Regions from separate parts of the Homo sapiens genome. Here region 1 is linked to region 2. Evidence: read pairs that join two places in POLR2A ChIA-PET (ENCODE). Cell type or tissue: Panc1. All regions are shown on one strand. Links, peaks and the distances in the headings refer to the core of each region. The heading gives the core; the rest is flanking DNA.

Evidence for each region. Peaks named below come from ENCODE experiments on the same cell type or tissue, not always from the same donor. Only the 100,000 strongest peaks of a DNase experiment are listed, where the experiment ranks them.
Region 1: POLR2A ChIA-PET joins it to region 2 with 14 read pairs; 3 of 35 experiments call an interaction of 5 or more read pairs at or near these places.

Annotation. Positions count from the first base shown.
Region 1 is chr1:6,168,338-6,176,662 of GRCh38, forward strand. All of the region lies in intron 1 of CHD5 (chromodomain helicase DNA binding protein 5), which reads right to left. Among named protein-coding and RNA genes, the nearest start is that of CHD5, 7.8 kb to the right of the region's middle. In Panc1, for the core only: a CTCF peak has its summit at 3,565 (motif pointing left); no DNase peak of the experiment used is centred there; H3K27ac peaks cover 2,528 bases.
Region 2 is chr1:6,077,390-6,085,651 of GRCh38, forward strand. KCNAB2 (potassium voltage-gated channel subfamily A regulatory beta subunit 2) reads left to right here. Exons shown (of 16, transcript NM_001199862.2): 5 at 4,806-4,885; 6 at 7,815-7,859. LOC124903831 (a long non-coding RNA gene) reads left to right here and starts at 7,866. Exons shown (of 2, transcript XR_007065442.1): 1 at 7,866-8,262. RefSeq lists a silencer at 5,632-6,112. In Panc1, for the core only: no CTCF peak of the experiment used is centred there; no DNase peak of the experiment used is centred there.

The DNA of each region.
Region 1 (8,325 bases), core at 68-8,067, 91 kb after region 2:
ACACAGAGCCAGCCCTGGGGAAGCTGGGACCCCCAGACACCCAACTGTGCCAGGTCACAGCTGCCCTGCCCTCCCCAAACCCAGTGAAGTGAGAGAACACAGGACAGGAGCCCCAGCTCTAGGGACTGTGTGACATCACCTCACCTCCAGGCCTTTCCTTCCCTCCTCTGTAAATGGGACAATAACCACCTGCCCCTGATAAGACAGTGTTCAGAAAACTGAACCTCCATGAACAACAAACAGAATTGCCTTGTTGCCATCACTGCCGGAGAAACGGAGCATCTCTACCAGGAAGGAGTTGGGGCTGATAGAGCAGAGTACAGACCTCAGTGAGGCCCATCTCTCCCTCCAGAGAGAGGACCACAGTGTGGCCAGGAGGTGGCTCGAGAATGCTGGACCTGCCAGGCACAGTGGCTCACGCCTGTAATCCCAACACTTTGGGAGGCTGAGGCGAGCAGATAACCAGAGGCCAGGAGTCTGAGACCAGCCTGGCCAACACGATGAAACCCCGTCTCTACTAAAAATACAAAAATTAGCTGGGCGTGGTGGTGGGCGCCTGTAATTCCAACTATTCGGGAGGCTGAGGCTGGAGAATCGCTCAAACCCAGGAGGTGGAGGTTGCAGTGAGCTGGGATCGCACAACTGCCCTCCAGCCTGGGCAACAGAGTGAGACTCCATCAAAAAAAAAAAAAAAAAAGAGAGAGAGAGAATTGTGGAGCACAGGGACACTCAAGCCCCAAACCTGAGGACCCCAGGGGTTTGCAGGACAAACTCAGCAAGGAAGATGCCAGGATACCCCATGGGTTTGAGAGGATGCCACCTTAATGGAGAATCCAAGACCATATCGTATCTCCTCGTGGATCCCGCACCTGTGCACACACAGGCACACAGGTCCGCACTCCCCCACCTCCAACACACTCACAACGGGAAGCCAAGCGCATTCCAGCTGGGCACTAGAAAGCTGTGACAGTCCACAGAGAGACGCCGTGCCCAGCACACGTGGGTGTTCAGGACTCACCTCACCTGCACTGACTCGAAAGGCCGAGGGGGCCCTGGCCGGGCAGGCTCGGGAAGGGAGTATGTTTGACGACACTGGCCACAGTCCCAGGTCTGCCTCCCTCAACCTCCAACCCAGAGGAAGGGCTGCCACATGTCCTGGGGGGTGTGACGTGAGACCCCTGCTGGGACGGCAGTAGCCTGGGGTCTGACGCTCATCTGGGAAATCAGGATAGAGAAAAGGAGTTCCCACGCACCAGATATGAGCTGTGGAGGGGCTGTGGGGAGGGTCCTCTTGGCAGGCACAGCAGCAAGAATCAAACCATCCAAAGTAGAGACACTTCTGCCCGTGGGGGCAAAGGAGGCTTCCAGAAGGGAAGAACCTCCAAGAGTCCTCTAGAAGGGCCCACGAGAGAGCCGGCCCTTCATGCCAGCCTGCGGCCCCAGCGCCCCAGCCAGCTTGTCCTACTCGCTCTCCACCATCCCCTGTGCACTCAGGAGCACTCAGGGGAAGCTGAGGGGCAAAGAGAGGCCCCTCAGCCTCAGACCCTCTGCCATGGACACCCCAGGCCTGACCTTCTGTGACAGTGGAGACACAACAGGGAGTGTCACTCAGAGCCTGAGGGTTGCCTCCAGTGGGACCCCGCGGAGGACGAGAGGTCCTGGGGCCACCAGGAGGCTTTCACCCAGGAAGGGGGCAGAGTGTCCCTGCTGGATCAAGTTTAGAGACAGAGAGCCCCTTCCCCCGAGGAAGTTTTTGATCATAACCACCTACAGCTGGCAGTGTTGGAGCCAGGTTCGAACCCAGGCAGTCTGGTGACCCTGGTGACCCCTGGGTCACCAAAAGGGCTTCGAGGCGACCCCCAGTGTGGCCCACACGCTCAGACACACTCGCCACATGCAGACGCACAGACATGCATGTGCACCCAACACTCACCTGTCACCCTCCACACAGGCCCCCACCGCCCGGCCTGGGACCCCCAGAGAGTCCTAAGCGGGGAAAGGGGGACAGGAGGGCTCCTACCCTGGGTCTCTGGGGCTCCCATGGCCCACACTATGGGTGCAGCTTTAGCCCCACTGTCCCCACTCCTCGGGGGCACCGGGGCTCTGGTGGCTGAGCGGACGCCCCTCCCACCCTTGCATCCCACGGGGCCAATGTGCACCAGTGGAAGGTGTTTGCACCAGTGGAAGGTGGGGGCTGCACCACTGTCTTGGTGCCTCTCTGCACCAGGGCCTCCCTCAAGGGTGGCCAGGTGCTTGGGGCTCCCACACAGGGAGGGCACCCTGTGGAGGGCTAGGGCACACAGGGGAGCCAGCAGCAAGGGCCGCCCCAGGTGGGTTTATGTGGGTGAGGCCCCAAGCAGCCAGGGGCAGGGGCTGGGCTGCTCCGGCTGACCCCACCCCATTCCTCTGATCACTAGTGTGGAAAGGCGGGGATTTTTCAAACCAGCTGAAAACGTGCACGGGGACCCCCTCGGAGTCGTCCTGCAGAGCAGGTGTCGGTGGGGCAGTGGCAGGGCTGGCGGGGAGCTGTCTGTGGTGGGGCAGCCGATGGGATGCCAGTCCACAACTGCCCGCTCTGCCACCGGGCCTCCGCCTCCCCCGCCACCGCAGGAGACCGCCTGGGCAGAGCCACCCCCACACCCTGGCGGTGCCCAGCACTGCTTATGTAACGGGCTCTGGCTGATGCAATCTCGAGGGGGGGCCTCTCCCTCCTGCTTCCTCCCAGCTGTCCCCTTCCGGCAGGGTGGTCCCAGACTTAGGAAACCCAGCCCAGCACATGGTCACTGACTGGTGGCCTGACCAACAGAACGGATGAGGGTATGCACAGGTGGCTGCCAGAAGTTCTGGAAGGAAGTCTGGGATCTGCCCGTGGGTAAGGGGAGGACAAAGGGGGACCCCTGCTCTGGCCCTAACCCACGCCCAGAACAGGCCTTCGAGGACAAGGCCCCAGACCCTCTGCCCATGGACAGACCCCAGCTCCGTTCCCAGAAGACCTCACAGCCCAGGGCCTCTGCCTGGTGAAACCCACCTCTGAGAAGGCTCTGGAACTGGCACACGGAGACGGGGACTCAGCCCTGCCTAACCCTGTCTCTGATGGGCCCTTCCTCTCCCCAGATGGCTTCTGGTGGGTGGCCCTGAGGTCACCACACGCCTGATTCTCTATGACACTGCCCCCCCCAACACCTCACACGCTCCCGTCTTCAGCCAAGCCCCAGCCCCTTTCTGCCCTTGGACACTCTCTGCTCCCGCAGCAGGTCCTGAGCTTTCTAAAACCAGATCTGGGGGTCACCATACAAGCAACTGCACGGTCAGCCTTTCCCCAAGCCCAGCCTGTGCCCTTGAGCCCACCAGTCCCTCCTCCCTATGGCTCCATCTGGTGGGGACAGAGCAGAGGCCCAGAGGGTTCCAAGACGCAGAGCATGCAGCCAGTGTTAAGGTGGCATCCTGCCCGTCCCGGGTGAGGGGCTCCAGGGAGGAGCAACCTCACCTCAGAACTCCTTGTCCTGCCAGCTCCTGGCCCCTCGTGGCTGCCCCACCACCCTCCTGGCCCACCTGGCAGTGCCCTCATGCACCAGCCCTAACCCTCCAGGGCCTGAGGCTCCACGGATCCAAGCCTGCTCTAATTAAGACCCATTACCCTGTGATCACCCACCTCCTGGGGGTGGAGGCGGGGTGGGGCTCAAGTCGACCAGAGGAAGGAGAGGCACCTTCTGCTGCTTTCTCCAGAGCTCCCTCAGCCCCTCTCTAGCTCCCAGTATGCGCCAGCTCAGCCCTGTGGGACCCCCAGGCTGGCCTAGGCTGAGCCACTGCAGGCTGCGGCCAGGCCGATGAGGTGGGCCCTTCTCAGGGTAGCGCATTGCAATAGCAGCAGTCGTGATAACTGCATACCACCTGCCAGGCTCGTGCCAGGCCCAAAGTACCTAGGACTGATTAATTTGTATCAGTTCAACACAGCAACTCAGAGAGGGGTACTATTCTTTCTGGTTTGGGGCTTTATTTATTTATTTATTTATTTTAGAGACAGAGTCGCTGGCTGGAGTGCAGTGTTATGATCATGGCTCACTGCAGGCCTCGACCTCCTGGGCTCGAGCGACCCTCCCACCTCAGCCTCCTGAGCAGCTGGGACAACACGCACAACCACCACACCTGGCTCAGGGTTCTATTCTTATCCCCATCTGCAGATTGGGAAACTGAGGCTCAAAGGACCTCATTATTTACCTACATCTCAGTCCTACAGCTGGCAGTGGTGAAGCTGCCACTGTTTGAACACAGGCAGTGGGCGCCCACCCCCTTGCGAAGTCTCTCCCCCAGCACCCTCCCACTGAAACAGCCCACGCTGTGTAAACCGGCTCGGTGGATGCCCTGGGGACACTGAGGTGACTCAGGCTGGTCTGTGGTCTGGCAGGTCACAGGTCCCTCAAGGGGGTCAAGGCTGGTTCACCACACTAGTCCCCCTGCACACAGCCCCACAGCTCTGCCAGACCCAGGCTCCAGCCCCTCACTCCTCTGGGGAGGGGCAGCAGCAGAGCAAGGACGCAGCCGCCAGGGCACTTGGCAAACACAAGGTGATCAAAACAAGGGGAAGGCGCGTGACTGTGGAGCGAAAGTTAGGTCATCTGATTCTGGGTGGTTGAAGGATTTGCAGGGGCCAAGCCAGGAGCTGGGACGAGAACACCATCACCAGGTTGCAAAGGCCGGCAAACCTGCCAAGGACAGGGACCCCACTCAATGTCCACCACTCTCTCCAGGACCTGGGGAGAGGCGTTATTTCTTTTTTTTTTTTTTTAGACGGACTCTCGCTCTGTCACCCAGGCTGGAGTGCAGTGGCGCGATCTCGGCTCACTGCAAGCTCCGCCTCCCAGGTTCACGCCATTCTCCTGCCTCAGCCTCCCAAGTAGCTGGGACTACAGGTGTCCGCCACCACACCCGGCTAATTTTTTGTATTTTTAGTAGAGCCAGGGTTTCACCATGTTAGCCAGGATGGTCTCGATCTCCTGACCTCGTGATCCACCCGCCTCGGCCTCCCAAAGTGCTGGGATTACAGGCATGAGCCACCGCGCCCGGCCGAGAGGGGCTATTTCTGTTCCCCACCTGGACTCCCCAACCAGCAACAAGCAGAGAACAAGGCCACCAGGAGGTCAGGAGGAGGGAGCAACAGGGGCAGCAGAGGCTTCAAGCTACCCCTCCTGGAGGTGATACCAGCAAGTCCCCTCCCCACTGAGCCTCTCTCTTCATCTGTGAAATGGGCCTAATGTGGCAGCCTTTCCCCCAGGGCTATGGGGAGAAGTAAAAACTGTGAATGCAAAGGACCCACACGATGCCTGCAGGGGCTCAGCAATGGCAGGCAGAGCCCAGCGAGACCCAGGAGGGTCAGGGCGGCAGTGGTGAAGGGCAGAGGGCAGCGGTCTCTAGTTTGGCCACTGCTGGGCCAGAGGTTCTCAGGGCCACCCTAGACGCTGGCCAAGGAGTTCTCAGGCTGCCGTTAGTCCTCGAACCTCCCCCCATGAGACAGGGCTTATGCTGGCAAAGGGGGGCAGTACACCGCCCAAGAGAGGATTCATAATTTATTTATGACATTTAACAAAACCCAGACATCACCTCATTGGTGTCACATCAAAAGAAAGCATCAGTCCTGAGTGGGGAGTGGAGGGAAGAGACGGGGATAGATGAGGCATTTACCCCAAGTGACTGGGGCCTGGGGGGAGTCACCCTGGGGGTGCAGGGAAAGCAGGGAGAGGCCCAGGGCATGGGTGGGGAGGAGGAGGACAGAATGGTGAGAGGGGAAGTCAACCTGGGGGGACAGGGAGGGACAAAAGAGAGAAAAACGGCCAGACAGAAAGGGAGAGGCAGGGGCATGACCTCAGGGGAGACGAAAACTGACAGATATGGGGACAGAGGGAGAGAGAGAGACAGGGAAGGAGAGTGAAATAAGGACAGAGCCACAGAGATAAGCAAAAGCCCAGAAAGTTAGACAACACACATTGTGTTCAGTACCCAGCTCAGAGAAGATATTCCAGAAGTCTCTGATGGGTGGACGGATAATTGTATAGTGAATGGATGGATGGTGGATAGGTGGATGGATGAATGCATGGTGGATGGATGGTGAATAGATTGATGGATGATGAATTGATGGATAGATGGTGGGTAGATGGATGGATAGATGGATGGATGGTGGGTGGATGGATGGATGGATGGATGGATGGCAGATGGATGGACACTGGACGGATGGTGGATGGGTGGATAGTGGATGGATGGTGGATGGGTGGATGGACGAATGGATGGTGGATAGATGGTGAATAGATGGATGGATGATGAATTGATGGATAGACGGTGGGTGGAAGGATGGATGGTGGATGGGTGGATGGATGAATGGATGGTGGATGGATGGTGAATAAGTGGATAGATGGTGAATTGATGGATGGATGATGAATTGATGGATAGATGGTGGGTGGATGGATGAATGGTGGATGGAAGATGGAGGATGGACGGATGGATAAATGGATGAATGGATGAATGACGGATGGATGGATGAAAGATGAATGGATAGATGGATGGATAGATGGTGGGTGGGTGGATGGATGGATGGTGGATGAAGGATGGATGGTGGGTGGGTGGATGGATGGATGGTGGATGAAGGATGGATGGATGGATGGATGGATGGCAGATGGATGGCTGAATGGATAATGGATGGATGATGGATGGATGGTGGGTGGATGAATGGTGGATGAATGGATGAGTGGATGGTGGATGGATGCATGGATGGATGGTGGATTGATGAATAGATGGACAATAGGTGGATGGATGGATGGCAGATGGATGGATGGTGGGCGGATGGTGGGTGGATGAATGAGTGGTGGATGAATGGATGAGTGGATGGTGGTTGGATGCGTGGTTGGATTGTGGATTGATGGATGGATGGTGGGTGGATGGATGGATGGATGCATGGATGGATGGTGGATGGATGAATGAATGGATGGTGGATGGATGAATGGATGGTGGATGAATGGATGAGTGGATGGTGGATGGATGCATGGATGGATGGTGGATGGATGCATGGATGGATGGTGGATAGATGAATGGATGGATGACGGGTGGATAGATGGATGAATGGTGGGTACAGGAATGGATGGATGGTGGGTGGTGGATGAATGGATGGAAGCATGAATGGTGGATGGGCAGATGGATGGATGGTGGATGGGCAGATGGATGGATGGTGGATGGGTGGATGGTGGATGGACAGATGAATGAATGGTGGATGGATGGATTGGAGGATGGATGAATGAATGGTGGGAAGCATGGACAGATAGTGCATGGATGAATAGTGGATAAGAAGAACAAGAACAAATGGATGGATGGATGGATGGATGGATGGACGGACGGACGGATGGATATACATATGGATAGATAGGTGGATGGTGAATGGTTACTTGGTTGGTTTTGTGGGTCGACGGGTAGATGTGGGAGAGCAGGTAGATACATGGATACATGGATGCATGGATGGATGGATGGATGGTGGGAAGCATGGACGAATAGTGCATGGATGAATAGTGGATAGGAAGAACAGATGGATGGATGGATATGGTATGGATATGGATTGATAGGCGGATGGTGAACGGTTACTTGGTTGGTTTTGTAGGTGGATGGGTAGATGTGGGTGGGTAGGTAGATGGATGGATGGATGATGGGTGAGCGACTGAATGAACTGATAAAATGATAGATGGATCCTATTACCTGATCAACTTGGAATGACAATGAATAACCCACTGGCCAAGCCACTGGGCAAAGTGTGCTGGTCATTTTGTCTCCCTCCTCCCAGAAAAGAATGTTAAATACAATCAGGCTCCCTGGGACCCCCCTACCAAACCATGCTTCCACAGGGGTAGGGGTGCAGGCTAAAATGTCATGGCCTTTTGGGAATCATGACTGTCACTCTCTCCTGGCCCCTGGACCTGAGGAAGCAAGCCTAAGATACTTACACATCTAGGGCCAATTGTCACTGGGGCCAGAGAGGTAACGGTGCCTAGTCCAGACATTGCCCATTCTGGGCTCACTAGCTTTGTCTGTGATTGAGGAAAAGCTGGGCCAATGAGGCAGGGAATTTGCCAGCCCAGCAGTGGCCCTAAGAGGGCTGAGAGCCACATTTTCTGAAGCCCTCTCCTGCTTCCTGCCACCCCTACCTTGGGCTTCACAGCCCTCCTCCCACCCAGGCTCCTACTCCCCTGAGCTTACTGGCTAAGGATGCAAGTATCAGAAGCATTTCCTTGGAGAAGGCAGGACAGCTGCCCTCCTTGGCTGGTGCTAACTACACCAGCCACAGTTTATTGA
Region 2 (8,262 bases), core at 263-8,262:
ACAGTGCCGTGAGTCGCTCCCTCTCTTTCCTGCCTCTGGTCCTGCCAATCCCAGGCGCCACCCTGGATGTAGCTGGAATTGTATGGTGGCTTCGTTTTTGCTGAGGGACAGGTGAGGTTAGGGTTGGTGTCTGCAGTGCCGGACCCTGCTGATCCGGCTGTCTGCACGCCTTCGGGGGTCTGTGATGACCACAGGTTTCTGTGATTGGCCGGGCTTTCCTCCCAGGAGGGAGCCAGGTGTGTTCAGGGCCACCGTGCTCCGGAGCGGAGAGCGCCGAGCCCTTTGTTCTTAGTCTATGAGCAGGAGTGGGAGGCCTCCCGGTGGGCAGAGCAGAGCCAGGAGCATCCGGGGCCCCGCCTCAGGCTTGCGGAGCCCCTGCCTAGCGCCAGCTCCCTGCCTGCTTCCAGCCTCTTCCCAGTCACTGTCTTTCTAGAGAGGGCGACAGGGTAAAGAGGCAGGCAAGACACCGTCTCCAGTGGTCGAACAGCATGCTGTGGAGAGGGTGCGAGCTGCCTGTGGCTGCTGTAACAAATAGCCACCAATGCGCGGCTGAAAACAGCAGCAACGTATTCTCTCACAGCTCTGGGGTCCAGAGATCCAAACTCGGTACCCCTGAGCCTAAGTCCAGGAGTCAGCCGGGCCGGGCTTCCTTCTCCCGGCCAGGACCTTTCCCGGCCTAAGTCCAGGAGTCAGCCGGGCCGGGCTCCCTTCTCCAGGCCAGGACCCTTCCCAGCCTCTTCAGCGTCTGGCGCTGCTGGCCTTCCTTGGCCTGTGCCCGCATCCCCCAGTCTCTGCCCCTGTGGATACTCTCCGTCCTCCTCTTCTGTCAGTCAAGTCTCCGTCTGTCTCGTCCTCATAAGGTCACCTGTGATGGCACTGAGGGCCCACTTAGCTAAGCCAGGACATTCTCCCCACTGCAGAGTACTCACGTTAATCCCATCTGCAAAGTCCCTCTTTCTACCTAAGGTCACATTCCCAGGTTCCAGGGACGTGATACCTTTGGAGAACCATTATTTAGTTGACTGCAGAGAAGAAAGTAGAAAAAGGAGGGCAGGGGGGCGGGGGTCCTGACGACAGGGTGGTCAGGAAGCAGAAGCGAGCAAGGACGCCACGTGGTGGTCCAGAGAAAGAGCCTTCGGGGGCCAAGGGGACAACCAAGGCACAGCCCTAAGGCCGAGTGTTGGGGAGAAGGGGATGCAGGGGATAGAGCTGGGGGTCAGGGTGCAGATCTGGTGGAGACTTTGGCTTTGACCCTCTGCGAGATGGAAGCCCCTGGAGGGCTTTTGCATGGAGGAAATTTGACCTGATTTAAAAGGTCTGCCAAGGCTCGCCCTGGCTGCTGCACTGGGAATGGCGAGTCATGAGGATGTCCCAGAGTTCAGCGTGTGCACGATCCCATGTACTCGGAAGGCACATCCTGATGTGGCAGGGCTGTCGTGGAGCCTGGGAGGCCGCATTTCTGATCTCATGCTGATGCTGGCCCATGGACCACGCTTTGCCTGGGGAAGGTGCAGGGAGAGAGGATGGAAGCAGAGAGCTAGGAGGCTATTGTGAGAAACCACCCAAGAGCCGCTGGAGGCTCAGAGCAGGGTGGGCACCGTGGAGGTGGGGAGACGGGTCAGATTCTGGACTAATTTGCAGGGGAAGCCGCGGCAGGGGCTGAACTTCAGGCTCCAGTGATGGGAGGATTAGTCAAGGAGGGCTCCCCAGGGTTTGACCGGAGCACAGGTGAGCGAGACCTCCCGGGAGCTGATGCTGCCGCAGGCTGCCCTCCCTGGCCCACACCAGCCCCAGGGCCTAGAGTGCCCCTCCCCCACCCACTCTCTCCTTGCCTGCCTGACAAACTCCTAAACACCCTTCAAAACCCAGTCTTTGTCGGCCGCACTTTGGGAGGCTGAGGCGGGCAGATCACTTGAGGTCAGGAGTTCGAGACCAGCCTGGCCAACATGGTGAAACCTCATCTCTACTAAAAATAGAAAAATCAGCTGGGCTTGGTGGCATGCACCTGTAGTCCAGCTACTCAGGAGACTGAAGCAGGAGAATCTCCTGAAGCCAGGAGGCAAAGGTTGCAGCGAGCCAAGATTGTGCCACTGCACTCCCGCCTGGGCAACAGAATGAGACTCCATCTCCCAAAAAAAAAAAATAACCCCAGTCTTGGATATTCTGGACATGTGATACCCCTTGGATGAACCTTGAACCTTGAGGACATTACACTCACTGAAACAAGCCACAAAAAGGACACACGGTGTGACTGCATTTGTCTAAGGTGCCTAGAGTAGTTAAATTCATAAATACCAGAGAATGATGGGTGCTGGGGCTGGAGGCAGGGAGCGGGGAAGGGGAGTTACTGTTCAATGGGTACAGTTTCAGTTTAGGAATATGACAGGGAGATGGATGGTGGTGATGGTTACACAACTATGCGAATGTACTTACTGCCATTGAACTATGCTTGAAAAAGGTTAAAATAGTAAATTTCATCATATATATTTTACCACAACTTAAAGTCTCTTTGATAAATGCAGTAATGTTTTAATTAAACAAAAAGAATGAAAGGGATCTTCATGAGCAGGTGTGGATTGGTTTTTAGGATGTATTGTGAGTGAAAAAATCAAAGTGCAGAAACATATGGGTAGTGTGCCACCCCTCCTGGAAGAAAGATGGGGGATAAGAAAATACATGTGTCTGAAATATAAAAACAGAAAACGGAGCCCTGGGTCCCCTCCTCTGAGAAGCCCTGCCAGGAGCGTGAGTGCCCTAACCACAGACTTAGCCCCTTCGGGGCCCAGCGCACCGTGCCCTCCTGGGCTCTCTCCTCCTGGGCCTGGATGTGGGAGGCATCTGGGAAAAGTCAGGAGGAAGACGAGGAGGAAGCAGTGAGCAGGTGAACAAGCCACCCGTCTGTCCGTGCTGGAGCCCTGGTGCTGGGAAGGAAAGTGCTAGAGGTGGGGAGAGATTCCTGGGCTCTCCCTGGGTGGGCACATCCGGGAGGAGGAGGCTGGGGGGGCAGCAGCAGGTCCCTCGGGCGGCGGATGCATTTGATGCATGGATGCATTTGATACCTCAGGGCAGTTGAGCTGCAGCAGGAAGACAACAACAGAGCCCCGGCAGGTGGATCCTGAAAACCGACGGCCTCCACCCCCGGGCTTCCTGACTCAAATCACAGCCGCTCACTAACCGGGGCTCAGCTTCAGCTGTGCTGTATTTCAGTGTCTGAGATGTTTGGGGATGAGTGCCAGTGTCGCCAGGCTGCCGGCCAGATTTCCATACACCCCCCACCCACAAACATGCTGCCTTTCTGGCTTCTCTTGAGAGGTTGGCAGATCTCTAGCACCAGGTCCGCCTTCCCACGTGCAGCATTTGGGCATGGGCCTTCTCCCATGGGTGCCCCCCAGTGGTGGCTACTCCGTCCTCACTCTCCATACCTCCTGGCCACAAGGGCTTCTGAGTTCAGAAAGGAGAGACGCAGCCCTGTGAAGCCACCCCTGGCTGGTTTTCTGTCCTATGGTTTTTGAGGGTTATTAAGAATTATTCACCCCACGCTGGGCTTGTTGCTGGTGAGGCCCAGTGCTCTGAGCCGCACCTGGGGAAGCGTGACACTCAGAGGGAAGCAGCCCTGTCCGAGAGCCAGAAGCTCAGGGGCACCTTTCTCTCCGGCCTCTTGGAGGGAGCTGTCACTTGCAGAGGGGCTCCCCTCGCTCCATGAGTCCCACCCCACGACCAGTTCTTTGCTCATGGAGCACAATCGCGTCCTGACAGCAGCCATGGAGCAAAGTCTGATGCACAGCGCATTTAGCTCGGGCAGTCATTCATCCATCTTGCCCATGAGGCAGCCACCACCACAGCAGTGCCGCTCAGGGCCGGGAGTATGTGCCGTTGGAGAAACACTGGACAAGAGGCCAGAATGGATGTCACCCACCATGCACCAGCTGTGGGATGTCAGTTGCTCCATCTACAAAAATAACAATTCAGTCCTCATGTGCAGGTGCTGGGAAAGATTCAATGAGGTACAACTGAATACACCGCCCTGGCTTTAAGGACATAGACTCATCCCAGCAACATCCACAGAGCCCCTGCTGGGGACTGCCTTGGTTTCCTAGGACTGCTGTAACAAAGTAACATAACCTGGGGGCCTGAAACAACAGACACCGTTCTGTCACCTTCTGGAGGCCAGAGGTCTGATACCAAGGTGTTGGCAGGGCAAGGTTCCCTGTAAAGGCTCGGGGGAGGGTCCGCCCCATGCCTCTTTCAGCTCCTGGGGGTTGCCAACAGTCCTTGGCTTGTAGACGTGTCACTCTGGTCTCTGCCTTCGTAGTCTCATGGACTTCTGTGTCTGCATTTTCTCTCCTTGTAAATCACCAGTCACATAGGGTGTAGGACCCACCCTAACACAGTACGACCTCATCTTCGCTAATTACATTGAAGAAGGCCCTATTCCCAAATGAGGTCACCTCTAAGCTTCTAAGTAGACATGAATTCTGTGGGGATACTGTTCGACCCAGTACAGGTGCTAAGCCCTGTGATGACCCCAACTGATGGGGTCCCTGCTCTCAAGAAATTCACAGTCCTTGGCAGTTTCTTCATTCCTTTTGCCTTCTTTATTCTTCTCAATGGGTTTGTTACTGAGAGCTGCCTCCATCCCTGTCCTGTGGCAGGAGAGGGCAAGGAGACAGCCCACAGGGGAGCCTGTCGGGCCCGGGAGGGCAGGGCCTGGACACGGGGAGGCCTCCCAGGCCGAGAGGGTGGTGCTCCAGAGCCTCTGGGCCCCACCCCCGGCTGGCAGGACAGTGTCGGTTTTCTCGTTTCAGATGGCAGAGCAGCTCATGACCTTGGCCTATGATAATGGCATCAACCTCTTCGATACAGCAGAAGTCTACGCAGCCGGCAAGTACGTGTCTTTTCACACGGGAAAAAGTGGTTCAGAATGCCTGGGCAGAGCCGGAGCTACAGGGATTCCTGCCGCTCGCGTTCCCAAGAGTGCTCACAAATGCACCTTGCACCCTGCTTTCATTTTTAAACTCTGAATGGCTTTAGGAGGTGCTATTTTCATGGGGCTGGAATTGCAGAACACTTGGACACTGATCACTTGCTGAACTCCCCGTGGAGCCACCAGGGGGACCACAGTCCCTCTGGTGCCAAAGATGCTGTGCTGGGTGAGAGGCGCGATGGAGCTGCTGTCCTGGGCTCTCCTGATGTGCCTGACATTTTGACATTTCATGTCTCACTTGTGCAACTAGGGCTGCAGGGCCTCAGAGCTGGGGAGGGCAGGCTCCGGCCAAGTGCTGTGGGGAGCACTTCCCATCTTGGCGGTGAACTTTCCTGCTCAATTATGTAAAAGCTCAGCCTTCTTCAGCCAGGCTGTTGGCTTCAATTTTAAAGACTGGCTGTAATCAAATCATCCACTCTCCTGCATCGGGTTTCCAGAAGTCAGCTTTTGTTTGTGAAATCATTTGTTGGCCCTCTCTTCATCCTCCTTCTGCCCCCCTCCTGCCTGGGGCCAGCCAAGTTCCCGTCAGCCGGGCAGGCTGCAGGCCTGGGCTGCTGTGCACCATAGCTGCTTGGCCCGCAGCTGCTTCGTGGGCCCTGGGTGGTTACCTGCAACTGCAGCGGGGCCCAGAGCACCCGGCGGCAGGGAACCCAACTGGGCCCTGCTCAAGTTCCCACCCAGAGCCTGGGGAGCGCACAGCCCTGGGGGCTGCCGCTGGGACCCTCAAACCGCCTCCAGCCCCCATCTGCAGCCCTTTTGGCCCTCCGGATGGCACAGCCCCCTCCCACTCCCTCCATACTGGCAGCAGCTTCCCATCAAAGTGAACTGCTTTCCAGACAGATGAGCCCAGCGGAGGGGTCTGAGGTCAAAAAGCCCAGTGCAGATGCCAAGCCGAGAGGCACCTCCCGTCCCGAGCCCCCCACCTCTTCGCTGCCTGCTTTGGCCTGGGTTATGCTGCCCTGAAGAATGTGTGGGAGGCAGCTCCGTGCAGCCTCCGTGGATGAGGCCGGGCACACCCCATGTCACAGCAGCCACACTCCGTCCTCTGTCACTCGCAGTTTCCATGTTCCCCTGTTTAACTGGACACCCAGAGCTGGTGAGCTGGGCAAGTTCCCTGGGTCTCCGGCAGCCTCGGGCCTCTCGGAAGCCGCTTGCCAGAAGACCGGGGAGTCAGGGAGCAGCTTCCCCTCAGGTCGCCGTTTCTGTGGAATCCCCTGCCCTCTGCTCCTGGGCCGGCCACTGCGGTCCCTCTGTCCAGCTCAGAGCTGAGCCCCCGGTGGACGCCCATCAGTGCCCTCACAGGGGAGCTGGGCGCTGCGTGCCGGGGATAGGCAGGGAGAAACTGCTTTGGGGAGTTTGGGGGAGGCTGAGAGGCAGCTTGCAGGGGGCCAAACCCGTATCTTCCCGAGGCCCCTTGCTTCTCCTGCTGACACTAATTTGCACGCTTCTCAGAGAGCTGCAGGATTTCTGTGTCCCGCGAACAGATGTGAGTCCTACCAAATCACAGCCAGAGCCACAAGCCACAGGCTTAGATAACTCACTGTCTGCTGCTCCTCTGCCCCAGAGATCGCTGCTAGCTTTTCTCTCTTCCTCCTCCTTTCCTGATCCCCAAATCAGGGACCAAGGAATAAAAGGAAGAGGCCTAGGGCTGAGTGAATTTTCTGTGTGTCTTGACCATAAATGAGGAGCATTCAGAGCGCATGCTAAACAGCTTGCAAATCAGAGCCCATTATTTCTGAGTGGATGACTCAGGCGCTTTTATAATTGGAATGTAGCACAGAGTATGGATCATTCTCCGTCTGTTGTTTTGCTCAGAAACATTTTGCTACAAGCAGAAAGTTCTTCAAAGTTAATCCAGTGCTGCAGTGCCAGGCAAGGCTGGGACGGCCGCCCATGCCCCCAGCTGGCCTGGGTTTGGTGCAGGACCCAGTGATGCCAAACAGGACAGACAGTGGTCCGCCTAGCATCTGACTCTGCCGTTCAGTGCAGGAAATGAGAGGGACACGTGCACCCACACACATGCACACATGTATACACACACATATACACAAGCATGCACAGATCTGCTGGAAATCCAGCCCTTGACCCTGAGTACATGTTGATTGTCTCTCAAAACAGAGCGTGACTTGATGAATAATTTACCTTTGAAAAAAGATACTTGTCCCGGCGCGGTGGCTCACGCCTGGAATCCCAGCACTTTGGGAGGCCACAGTGGGCGGATCACTCGAGATGAGGAGTTCGAGACCAGCCTGGCCAACATAGTGAAACCCCGTCTCTACTAAAAATACAAAAATTAGCCGGGCGTGGTGGCAGGTGCCTGTAGTCCCAGCTACTTGGGAGGCTGAGGCAGGAGAACTGCTTGAACCCAGGAGGCAGAGGTTGCAGAGAGCCGAGATCTCGCCACTACATTCCATTGATAGAGCGAGACTCCATTTCAAAAAAAAAAAAACAAGATACTTCTCTGGAAATTTTGCCCACCTAATGTTGCCAGGCATTTTCCCTGGTGAATTTTCAGCTGACTAGGAAATGGGATGCTCGACAGCAGCTCCTTCCTTCTGTGTGAGAGCTGGGGCCGCCACTGCTTAGACACGTGTCTGCAGGGGAACATGCCACAGCCATCCTAGTGGGGGGCAATAACACAGCTGCTCCCACTCCCTCGGGCCAACCCTGTCTGTGGAATGAGCTACTGAGCCAAGGCGGGTGTTAACAGCCTGGCTCTCTGGCCCCAGTGACATTTTCACAGAGGGAACCAAGTGGCCAGTGGCCACAGTGGGTCTGGGTTTGATTTTTCTGTTTGGCTGTGATGAGAGCTCGGTGTCTTGTTTTGCAGGGCTGAAGTGGTACTGGGAAACATCATTAAGAAGAAAGGATGGAGGTAACGGCCCTGCTCTCTGCGGCCTGTCCCTGGGGTGGGTGCGGGCGAACTATCCCAGGGTCAGCCTCGTCGGCCTGTCGTGCAGTGTCGTAAGGCCCGCAAGTCCCCACATCTTTCTTGCTGGGAAGTGGAGAGGAAAATTCAGTTCTCCAAGAGTAGGAGGTGACTCTGCTTGAGAAAGAAGTTGAAGGGAGGCCGAATACACTGTCCACCCCCACCCTAGCCTGCCCACTCCGCCTCTGTCCCAACTCATCCACAGAGACCCAGAGCACCAGGGTCCCTGCTTGCAAAGTGTCAGGCCAAAAAGAGCTTGGCGTGAGAACGGGCCTGGGTACAGCAAAGGCGTGCTGCTACAGAAGATGTGGGTGCAAAGCACTTCCACTTCTTTGGCTGGAGCACTTAG